2 separate regions of the Homo sapiens genome follow, and region 2 is linked to region 1. Evidence: chromatin loops called from intact Hi-C (ENCODE). Cell type or tissue: GM12878. All regions are shown on one strand.

Region 1 (5,000 bases):
GCCAGGGTTTGATCTAACAATAGCATGACATCTTTCCAAGTGAGATCAAAGGTTTGCCCTAGACCCTGTAGGACATCTATGTACCTATCAGGATCATCTGAAAACTTCCCCAGGTCTACCTTGATCTGCTTTAAATCAGAGAGGGAGAAGGGGACATGTACCTGGGTTGGGCCAAATTCCCCTCCCCCTACAGCTTGAAGGGGACATAACTGATAGCCCGGGGGTTTTTTTGGTCTCTTGGAGATTTCTTTGCTTATTTCCTTCTGGGCAGGGGAGATTGGAGGAGGCTTATCATTAATAGGAAGGGGAGCTATAGGGAGGCTAGGCTATGGGGGTAAGCTGAGAGGTCCTCCTGTGGGATGTAAATTGCAAGCTTTGCATAGTTGTGGATTCACCTTCAATGAAAAGAAAGCTTGGACATAAGGTATTTCACTCCGTTTGCCTTCCCTCTTACAGCAAAGGTCAAGCTGCAGGATAGTATTGTTATTTATACCTCCCTCAGGTGGCCATTTTTCCCTATCAGAGAGAGAATATTGGGACCAGGCAATAGTGCAGAAAAAAATGAGCTGCCTCTTTTTCAGGGTTTGTGGGTCAAATTGGTCCCAATGGCTTAGGATGCATTTCAAGGATGAGCCTGTTGATGACTGAGTGTTTCCCATGTGAAAGAAAAATCTGCCCATGATTTTGGTTTGTTTGTTTTCCTGCTGCTACCCAAGAACTCGCAACGGTCCCCAGACCCTGCTGATCGGAATAGTTGCACTCACCGACGCAGCAGCAGAAACCCTTCTTGCTCAAGAACCCACAACGGTCCCTGGACCCTGTTGATCAGAATAGTTGTGCTCACTGACGCAGCAGCAGAAACACTAGTTTTCCTCCTACACCACAGGGAGGACCGAGGAAGGTCGGATTTAGTGGCCCTTACTGATGCTTTCTTGAAAACCTGCACCTTTGCCTGTCCTCCTAGACCACAAAGAGGACCGAGAAAAATTGGATTTAGTGGCTCTTACCGATGCATTCTCAAAAACCTGTTAGAGTCCTAAGCATTCTCCTGTTAGTATTGGGACCTTACCACTGTCCTATAAAGATGTTATGCCCCAAAAATGAAGTGGAGGGCCATACCCTGAGGGAGGGAAGGGATCTCCAGGGTTGGAAGAGTGACGCCTTTTGTCCTACTTCTCATCATATGGATAGGAAGGATATCATTTCTGAGACTCCCCATATCCTAGCTTCAGGAATAGCTTTTGTTAGGCCTTCTAGTCTGAGGGGAGATCCTAAAATTCCAGATAGTCCCCACCCGACAGGGCTTTGGGCAAAAATTATGCCTCTGATTGGTAAGCCCAGGTGCCTAAAGAAGGTAACAGAGTCCTGAAGTTTATACTAGAAATCATTCTTATAGGAGAAACTAGAAAAGCACCAGAGACAGGGAGTGGTTTTTAGAAGTGGGACTAGCCTCGGAGAATGGAGGTAAGAGGAAGCTTGTCTGACTGGCATTAGGACCCAAGAGGCGAGGGTCAGGCTAGATAGGATAGATGGGCAAGTTTCGCTTGGGTGACATGACTTTGAAAGTTCCACACATGGCTACAGGGTCAACCAACTTTTTGTCTGGACCCCAGAGCTGAATGGCTTTCCTCTCCGTCGACCCTCGGCTCAGCCCAGAAGTACAGGAAAAGTGGAAGCTGGTTCCAGGCAAACCAATGCTCCCAACTCCAAAGAGCCGGGGGTTGTCAGAGAGCCCTTTCCCAGAAACCCTGACACCCCTGTCTTCAGTCTGACGGCCACACTAGTCTCTTTTAACTGGCCAACAGTTGCCTGGTGTTTAGCCCCCGAATTCTAAGGAAAAATAGGACAGAATAGCAAGCGAAAGGGGTCCGATGGTACTCACTGCTTGGTGATAGGCAATAGTCCCTTCATGGTTGCCAAAATGTGTCTGGAGTTGGTTCCTTCCGGTGGGTTCTTGGTCTCACTGACTTCAAGAATGAAGCCTCGGACCTTCGCGGTGAGTGTTAGAGCTCTTAAAGGTGGCGCAGACCCAAAGAGCGAGCAGAAGCAAGATTTATTGTGAAGAGCGAAAGAACAAAGCTTCCACAGCATGGAAGGGGACCCAAGCAGGCTGCCGCTGCTGGCTGGGGTGGCCAGCTTTTATTCCCTTATTTGTCCCCACCCATGTCCTGCTGATTGGTCCATTTTACAGAGTGCTGATAGTGCATTTACAATCCTTTAGCTAGACACAGAGCTCTGATTGCTGTGTTTTTACAGAGTGCTGATTGGTGCATTTACAATCCTTTAGCTAGACACAGAGTGCTGATTGGTACATTTACAATCCTTTAGCTAGACACAAAAAATCTCCAAGTCCCCACATGACCCAGGAAGTCCAACTGGCTTCACCTCTCACTTTTGTAGGAAACTTCTTACAAAGATTGTGTCTAGATTTTAAAAAATGTTTAGAATATGAAATGAATTCCTCTTGGATAGATATTAAGTGGCAGGATTACAATTTTAAAAAAATCTCAAATGGTAGAGCAATGAAATGAAATTTAATTAAATGTTAAGTTTTGCTTTAAGGTTCAAATAATCAACTTTAATGATATATGATAGGGAATGTTGATTTGCCAGCAGCTGAGATGGAAATACAATATGGATAAACTCAAGGTAAGCTCAGCTAGTTCCAGGTTAAACTTAATGTCTCTTTGACTGTCACTTTATAATACCTCTCTTTGACTTTGGCTGTTCTTTTGGGGGTGTGGGGCTTCTAAATTGCAGAAGGGCTAACATACTATTGAGAGGTCTGGGGAGAGAATTTTGATCCTTGGTTAATGGCATCCATATGCATGGCTTTTCCTGGACTAGACCATCCCTGGTGATTTTAGGTTGCCTCTAGACACATTGTCTGTAACCACCACTGCTGTATAAACTTTAAAACACTTCAGTTACAGTGTTGTCTAAAACATGTTTAGTTTTGACTCAAACCATGCGGCCATTTCAGGCCTGCCTCTCCACACTCAGCCAACCTCTGTATTTATCTTGCAATCACAGGAAACCTTTGGTTTTGGAACCACAGAAAAAGAAGATGTATGTACTATGATGGGGGAAGGTGAGGTCACCACCTCAGACCCTGTCTCTAGATGTGACCCACTGTTCCTATTCTAATCACTGTCCCGTATCATCACATTACACCCTGCAAAGCTGTTTTCTCTCAGAATTCTAAATGCAAATCAGGACCTAGTTTTCTCTGCTTTGGGACCCCCAAACTCATGTTGGGGGTGCTGTTGTTTCCTGTGCAAGGGATTTAACCTTGCAGTGGAACAGAGTGTAGGACCCATGACACGACTCATTATCATGCTCTTCATCCTGTTTATCTGAGACTAACATTCACAGATAAAATACAAAATGCCCAATTAAATTTGAATGCCCCAAATTTTGTGGAACTTCTTAATGCTAAAAAATTATTTGTTTATCTGAAATTCAAATTTATCTGAAATTCAAATTTAAATTGATATTCTATATTTTTATTTGCTAAATCTGGCATTGTGAGACAGGGACTCAATATCCTTTTGCAACAAACTTTTTGGAAACATTTTTGTAATTAGTATTTTTTTTTTCCTTCAGAAGTAAAGTCAAATGTGCCTTGGGGTTTGTTATAGGCGGAAATGTGTCCGTCCAAAAGTCATATTTTAAAGCTCTAACCCTCAGTATTTCAGAATGTGATGATACTTGGTGATAGGGCCTTTGAAGAGGTGATTAAGTTAACATGAGGCTTTAAGGTGGGCCCAGATCCAATCTGTCTGTTGTCCTTATAAGAAGAGAAAATTAGACACATAAAGATACAGCAGAGATGCACAAACAAAGAGTGTGTGAGGACACAGTGAGAAAGAAAAGTCATGTGAAGCCACAGTGAGAAGGCAGCCGTCTACAAGACAAAACAGGCCTCAGAAGAAACCAAGCCTGCTGACACCTTGATCTTGGACTTCCAGCCTCCAGAACTGTAAGAAATACATGTCCGTTATTCAAGCCACCCAATCTGTGGCATATTGTTATGGCAGCCCTAGCAAACTAATACAGCATTCAAGACTATTTATTTACTATTAGAGTCTAGAGTTCATTTTGGGAAACAAAACTAAGAATTGTCTCTCTTTTCTGCTCTAGAAGATCTTCCTTTTAGGGCTGGGCTGAGAAAACTATTGCTGCTTTCTGAGTGGGGGGAAATTTGAAGCAAAGATATCTCAGTCAATATCTTAATGTTATGCAGCATGAGCAAAATCTATAAACAAAGATATAATGGAAGCATTTAAGCCAAGCCTTTTTATCTAGGGATTGGTGTCTCTGAGGGATTATGGGAAATTTGTGAGATAGTTTTGGAGTGTGGTCAGCATTTTGATGGTAATAGCAGTATAAATAATATGTAAGAAGACTGAAATGGTTCTTACACTCATGTCTGTCCTTTCCTCTTTTGCCTCATGTATTGATTCCAATTTTTCAAATATCTAGGTGAGTTAAATTTTTGATTATTTAAGGGTATGCCAAATATGAACATATTTCAGGAATCCCTTATAAACTGTGATCCAGTCAATGTGGGGCTCCCCATGGCTCAGTCTTAAGTGCATAACTTCTTTGTCTTCAGACCTCTTGGGCACCTTTCAGTCAGTTAACTCAGAAAGTGTTTACTTTCATGACTTAACTGACTGAAAGCATCCAAGGAGAGCTAATCATATTAAAAAACCAATCAATCATTCATTCATAAATTATTATTGAATTTGTCAGACATTGTCCCTGGCTTTGCTTGCTCTGAGCACCAGAATCACATCTGCAATATTAGCTAGACTTGAGAAATTGAACTACGACCATACATAAGAAGAAACCTTGAACCAGGGATGTTAGCAAGGTGCTAAATATTTTAGCTGAAAATGACATAGTACATATCACATACTCTGTAGTGTACAATTATATGTGTGTACATATGCAACAAAATATAAATGTTATTTGGTGAGATTATGACATTTGTT
Region 2 (5,000 bases), 1.4 Mb after region 1:
TAAAAGGCTTATTCTTTTTATTCTGCCCAATTTATTTTTTTTTTCTTGTAAAGACAGGGTCTTGTTATGTTGCCCAGGCTGGTTTTGAACTCCTGGCCTGAAGTTATCTTCCTACCTTGGCCTTCCAAAGTGCTGAGATTACAGGCAAAAGCCTGGCCTTACCTCCCCCATTTTTATCTTGCAGATTGTGTTTTCTCCCAACAACCATTTGATGGTGACTATTTATAGCTTCTGTATCATCAATTGCGTAGATCCCACTCAGTCTAGTTCTTTCATTTCCCCTAGTCCTTTAAAAATTGCAACAACTGACTTAGTTGCTTTACTTATTTCATTCTTACATTGAACACACATAGCCCTATCAGTTCTCTTGCCAATTCATAACCCTGCTCAAAATCCAACTTCCCCCAAATTATCTAAGTTTATTTTCCACTATTCCCCAACATGCAATCTCCATTCAGATTTGCCTTGTCTTTTTTTCATAGCTCACTCAGTGTTTGTTTCTACTTCTACCACTTGCCCTGCCTGTAACACCTTGTTCTTTAGGGACAACTTGAAATTTCATCAGCCTCAATACTCTTGAAGTCATTCTGCCTACAGCAGCTCGTATACCTCAATCTACTCTGTCCCTCCCCAGTACTTCAATCAGGCCTTTCAATTTAGCATACATTAAATGGACTTTTGTACTATTTCAACCAGATAGCTAGCTCTCTGCCCCCAGACACCTTCTGAAGAAACTTCAATACCATCTACAACCATATGCAGTGCTTACCACATGGTAAATACTCTTTGATTGAACCATATCAGAGGAATCTTTGTACAGTATCTTTATCTACAATCTCAAGATATAAAAAAGCTTCCTAAAATTAATATCTCTGGTTTTTTTCAAATAAAAAAGTAACACAAAACTTATTGTACAAGATGTAGACAATAACAATCTATTACCCAAATACCCAGATATCTACCGTCAACATGGTGATATATTTCTTTTTAGTCTTTTGTAGACAGACAGAAAAGTCACTTATTTCTTTAATTATAAGAAAAATGTGTATATACATTTATTTTTCCCACTTAGTAGAAAATGCGGGTTTTTATAATATACAGCCTTCAGAAACATAATATGCAATCATCTAATTATTTTCACATTATTGAACATTTCGATTTAATCCAATATTGTAATGTTTTAATATTATGAATAATGCTTTTATGAAGATACTTCACATAAATTTGCATTTTTTATATCCTTAGAACAGATTCCTAAGGTATAATTGCTAGATCAAAGGGTAGGAATTAATTGAAGACATTTGATTGATATTACCAATGTGGCAGGGTTAAAGTGCCTTCTTGATTTCTTTTTATCTCATTATTCATTCTCTTATATAATTATATATATTCTTATACATAATTCATGTATTCTACAAACATTTGTTGAATAAGAGTAACTGCTGCTCACTGAGGAGATACAGAAGCTGATTTCACTCTGGGTCTGCTGTTGTTAAAATTAGAAATTCCTCCAGGATAAGGGTGGCAGGGTATCTGTCTGTGTTAGTTTTCAATGTTGAGTTTCTGCCTCAGGCCCTGCTAACCAGATACCATTTGAGAGAGAACATAATCTTTCATCTGATTTTCTTTTAGGATGTGTGCTTTTTTTCAAATAAGGTAGTTTTCTCGGCTTCACTCAAGTGACTTCCCAGAGCTTCATCACGGGTTCTTGGTTATTCCTTTTACCAGGTACAATTCTATAACCCTAATAAAAAGCAACTGGGTGGTATTTGCTCTTTTTCAAATCACTACTCCTCCATGCCATTTTATCAGAACCATTAAAATCCAAGTGAGAATGCCTCATACCTACGTTTTCATTCCTGAAGGCTCCAAAGAGTGTTACTTGGAATAACCTTTTTACTAAAAGTCACTGTACTTCTCTACATCCACTCCTAGACATTTCTCACTGGACTTAATAAGTTATAAAGAATAAGTTTAATTTCTCCACTGACCTAACGATCACACTTGAACTCTTATTTCTGGAAATTAAATTACCTACAAATATTTCCCTTCAGCTTATCCTAATGAAATATGATGAACCCCACCATTTTACTCTGTGACGGTATCTCATCCAGAGTATTCTAAAATTTTACCTCATCAAAACTGCAAATGCCCATATATGACTTTTTTATAGGCAGCAGAAGTCAGAAGGCTAGGCAAGTAAGCCAACAGGAGCAGGAAATTAACAGATGAGTTGTCTCTAACCCTCACGTAGAAAACTTTTTATCTTTTATCCTAGTTTTACATTTTTGGCAACAAGAAAAGAAACACTTTTCTGAGGATGTTATTTGCCCTAGTTTATATCCAACAAGAAATATAGGGTATAGATTCTAACACTTTGAATAAAGCTGCAAAGGTTTTATTCACACTCACCTTCTTTTTCTTTTCTTTCAGAGACTGTTGAGAAAATAACAAAAAATGGGATGCATTTTTTTCTTTCTTCCATGCTGTCCTTGTACCCTGTCTACCCCAACTTGTCTTCCACTGACAGAGTTGCAAAGGAAGCTGAAATAGGAAAGCCAGGGTTGAGTGAACTGACCTAATACAGATCTCCTGATAGTGGTTACCAGAATCTAAATTTCTACAGAAATGGTGAGCTTAAGTAAACCTGGTCCTTATTCAGCGACACCTGAGAGAATCTATTTCAATTAGATGGGCAGAGCAACTAACAGAGGCAATGATTCTCAGCTGTGGCAATACATGAGGATCACCTGGGGAGCTTTCGAAACTACCTATATCCAAGTGATTCTGATTAACTTTCCTGGACTGGGGGCTGAGGTATCTGCATTGGTTTTTAAATGCCCCAGGTGTTTTTAATGTGAAGCCAGAGTGGAGAACCACTGAGCTGGAATTTCCCCACAGTGGTAATTCTCACTTTCACGCAGCAGGCTACAAAGGGGTTTTTGGTAAAGTGTTCATTTCTTACAGAGCCTCAAAAAGCATGTCAGGGAATAATGTCTTGTGTATTCTCCTAAGAGGAAGGACCCACAAAAGACGAGAGATAGGCTGAAAGTCAGAGCCTCTGTAAGCTTGCTGAACTTCTCAACAATGTGTCAACCTTATCAGAGAAAAGTAAAGTTCTCATCAGAAACCAAAACAGAAGTATAGGCAAGAGGACTTGACTAATACAGTGTCAAGAAGGGTGGCATGTGAGATGCACACATAGAGCTTCCCCAAGACACAGAAGACCCTACACCATTTATTCTAGCTTCTCCACAGTTGAGGATGAGTATGCTATATAGCCCTCACTCTGGTCAGAATGAGTAAGGTATTTTAGTGAAGGAGACTTTTTAAGGGCAGTGTATTGCAGACCTCAATTTATCAAAGCTGAGGAAATCTAAGCTTGAAGTTCTGTAGCTTCTTTATAATGGCTCTCTATTACAATAGTGCCATTTGATTGGAAGTGTGAAATTGAATCAACTTCAAAGTTTACTTTAAAATATAGCATATCTTATACATATGAAACTATCCTAGATTTTATTCTGATGACCCAATTGTCTGTCAGTCTAAGCTGTATCTTCTCTATGAACACTCCAGGAAAAGGAAAATCAAAATTGATCAGGATAACCAGAAAATAAAAACTAGAAGCAGAAGAAAACTGGATGAAGAGAGAGGAAATCAGCATTTTAGGTGAAATGGATAAACAGAAACATCAAATTTATCTGGCTTCTAGATCAGCTTCTTGCCCCTACCCTAGAAGACAGACCAGGAGGACATACCTGAGTTAAGTGCAAAGTGAAGATGGCCTTTGTTCTGCCTCTTTCTGTGATTTTCTTTTGCCTTTTATTTCCCTACTCTTGCTTCTTTTCTCTGACCTTTTCCTCTTTCATATGATTTTCATCCTTAATTTCACCTCAGAATCGCCTGATCTGCAATATGATTATGTTAAGTTTGTTCAACTTCTTTAAATCATTCAGCGACAGTTTCAGATTTGCATTTCTATTTCTGGAGTTCAGAGGGAGTATTTTCAAATTTCCTCCATTGTTCCTGAGAACTACCTTTATCTTATCACATTTCTAATCAAACTTTAGTCTTAAAATACCTGTCATTTCTCTCAGATTTTGGAAGTTTTTCTTGCTCTAGGAGAAGTTTTTGAAGAGTTTTTTTTTTCACTTCAAAAAAAAAAAAAACCATAGTCTGAGAAGATGATTTGACTTATCCTATGAGTTTATTCTGTTAATTTTAGTCATCAAAGACAATTTTTGCATGGTTTTCTCTCTCACACACACAGTCTCTCTCTCTCTCTCTCTCTCTCTCTCTGTCTCTCTCTCTCTCACTCTCGTTGGTAAGGTTTAAGTCTATTAATCACAGGAAGGTTTTAAATAACTGACCAGGACCTTTGAATGAATTCAGCGACACACATTTATGAGTCTTTAGATTAGTGTTTGGTATCAATTTGACTGGTATCAGCAACTTTTGGAAGGTCACATTTGACTATCCTACAGCTTCTCAGATTTTTCAGGGGTATCATCCAAGAAGGGAAGCTGAATGCATGCTGGGGACACTCCCTTGATCTGGATATTTTTATCCCTCCATAATTGCCAGGTAGGCTCTTACCTGCTACTCACCCTCCCACCCTGTCTCCACTGACTGAGAGACTAAGTTGCTGGCCCCTCAACTCCTAAAGGGAAATTCTCCCTATCCCCAGCCATAGAAAGGGCCCATACAAAGGTCTGGCCTATTACCCAGGTGTCCGACCTCAGTATCCATCTTATTGCCCTCTCAGCACTGCAGCTTCTTTGTAGGACTGACACTCTGCCCTCCTGATTGTCTTGTACCCCACATCTGTCTACCAGCAAGGGCTCTGCCATAAAGGAACAGTGAAAACTAAAGGGAGGAAATATAATTTGGCTTTTGTCACCTCCTTAGCAAGCCTCCCTTGACTACCCTAAAAGAGCCCCTTCAGTACTGATATACTAGCCCAGAATTGTGTGTGTGTGTGTGTGTGAGTGTGTGTGTGT

The links. Peaks named below come from ENCODE experiments on the same cell type or tissue, not always from the same donor. Only the 100,000 strongest peaks of a DNase experiment are listed, where the experiment ranks them.
Region 2: it touches region 1 in a loop (4-fold over the local background); 1 of 110 quality-filtered maps calls a loop at or near these places.

Annotation. Positions count from the first base shown.
Region 1 is chr6:116,088,485-116,093,484 of GRCh38, reverse strand. It overlaps a transcript of FRK not described here. Among named protein-coding and RNA genes, the nearest start is that of NT5DC1, 9.9 kb to the left of the region's middle. RefSeq lists a silencer at 2,094-2,339 and enhancers at 2,949-3,158, 4,532-4,701. In GM12878, no CTCF peak of the experiment used is centred here; a DNase peak (open chromatin) is centred at 3,094; H3K4me3 peaks cover 324 bases; H3K27ac peaks cover 2,816 bases.
Region 2 is chr6:114,713,200-114,718,199 of GRCh38, reverse strand. No RefSeq gene overlaps it. Among named protein-coding and RNA genes, the nearest start is that of LNCPOIR, 170 kb to the right of the region's middle. In GM12878, no CTCF peak of the experiment used is centred here; DNase peaks (open chromatin) are centred at 2,989 and 4,452; H3K27ac peaks cover 1,538 bases.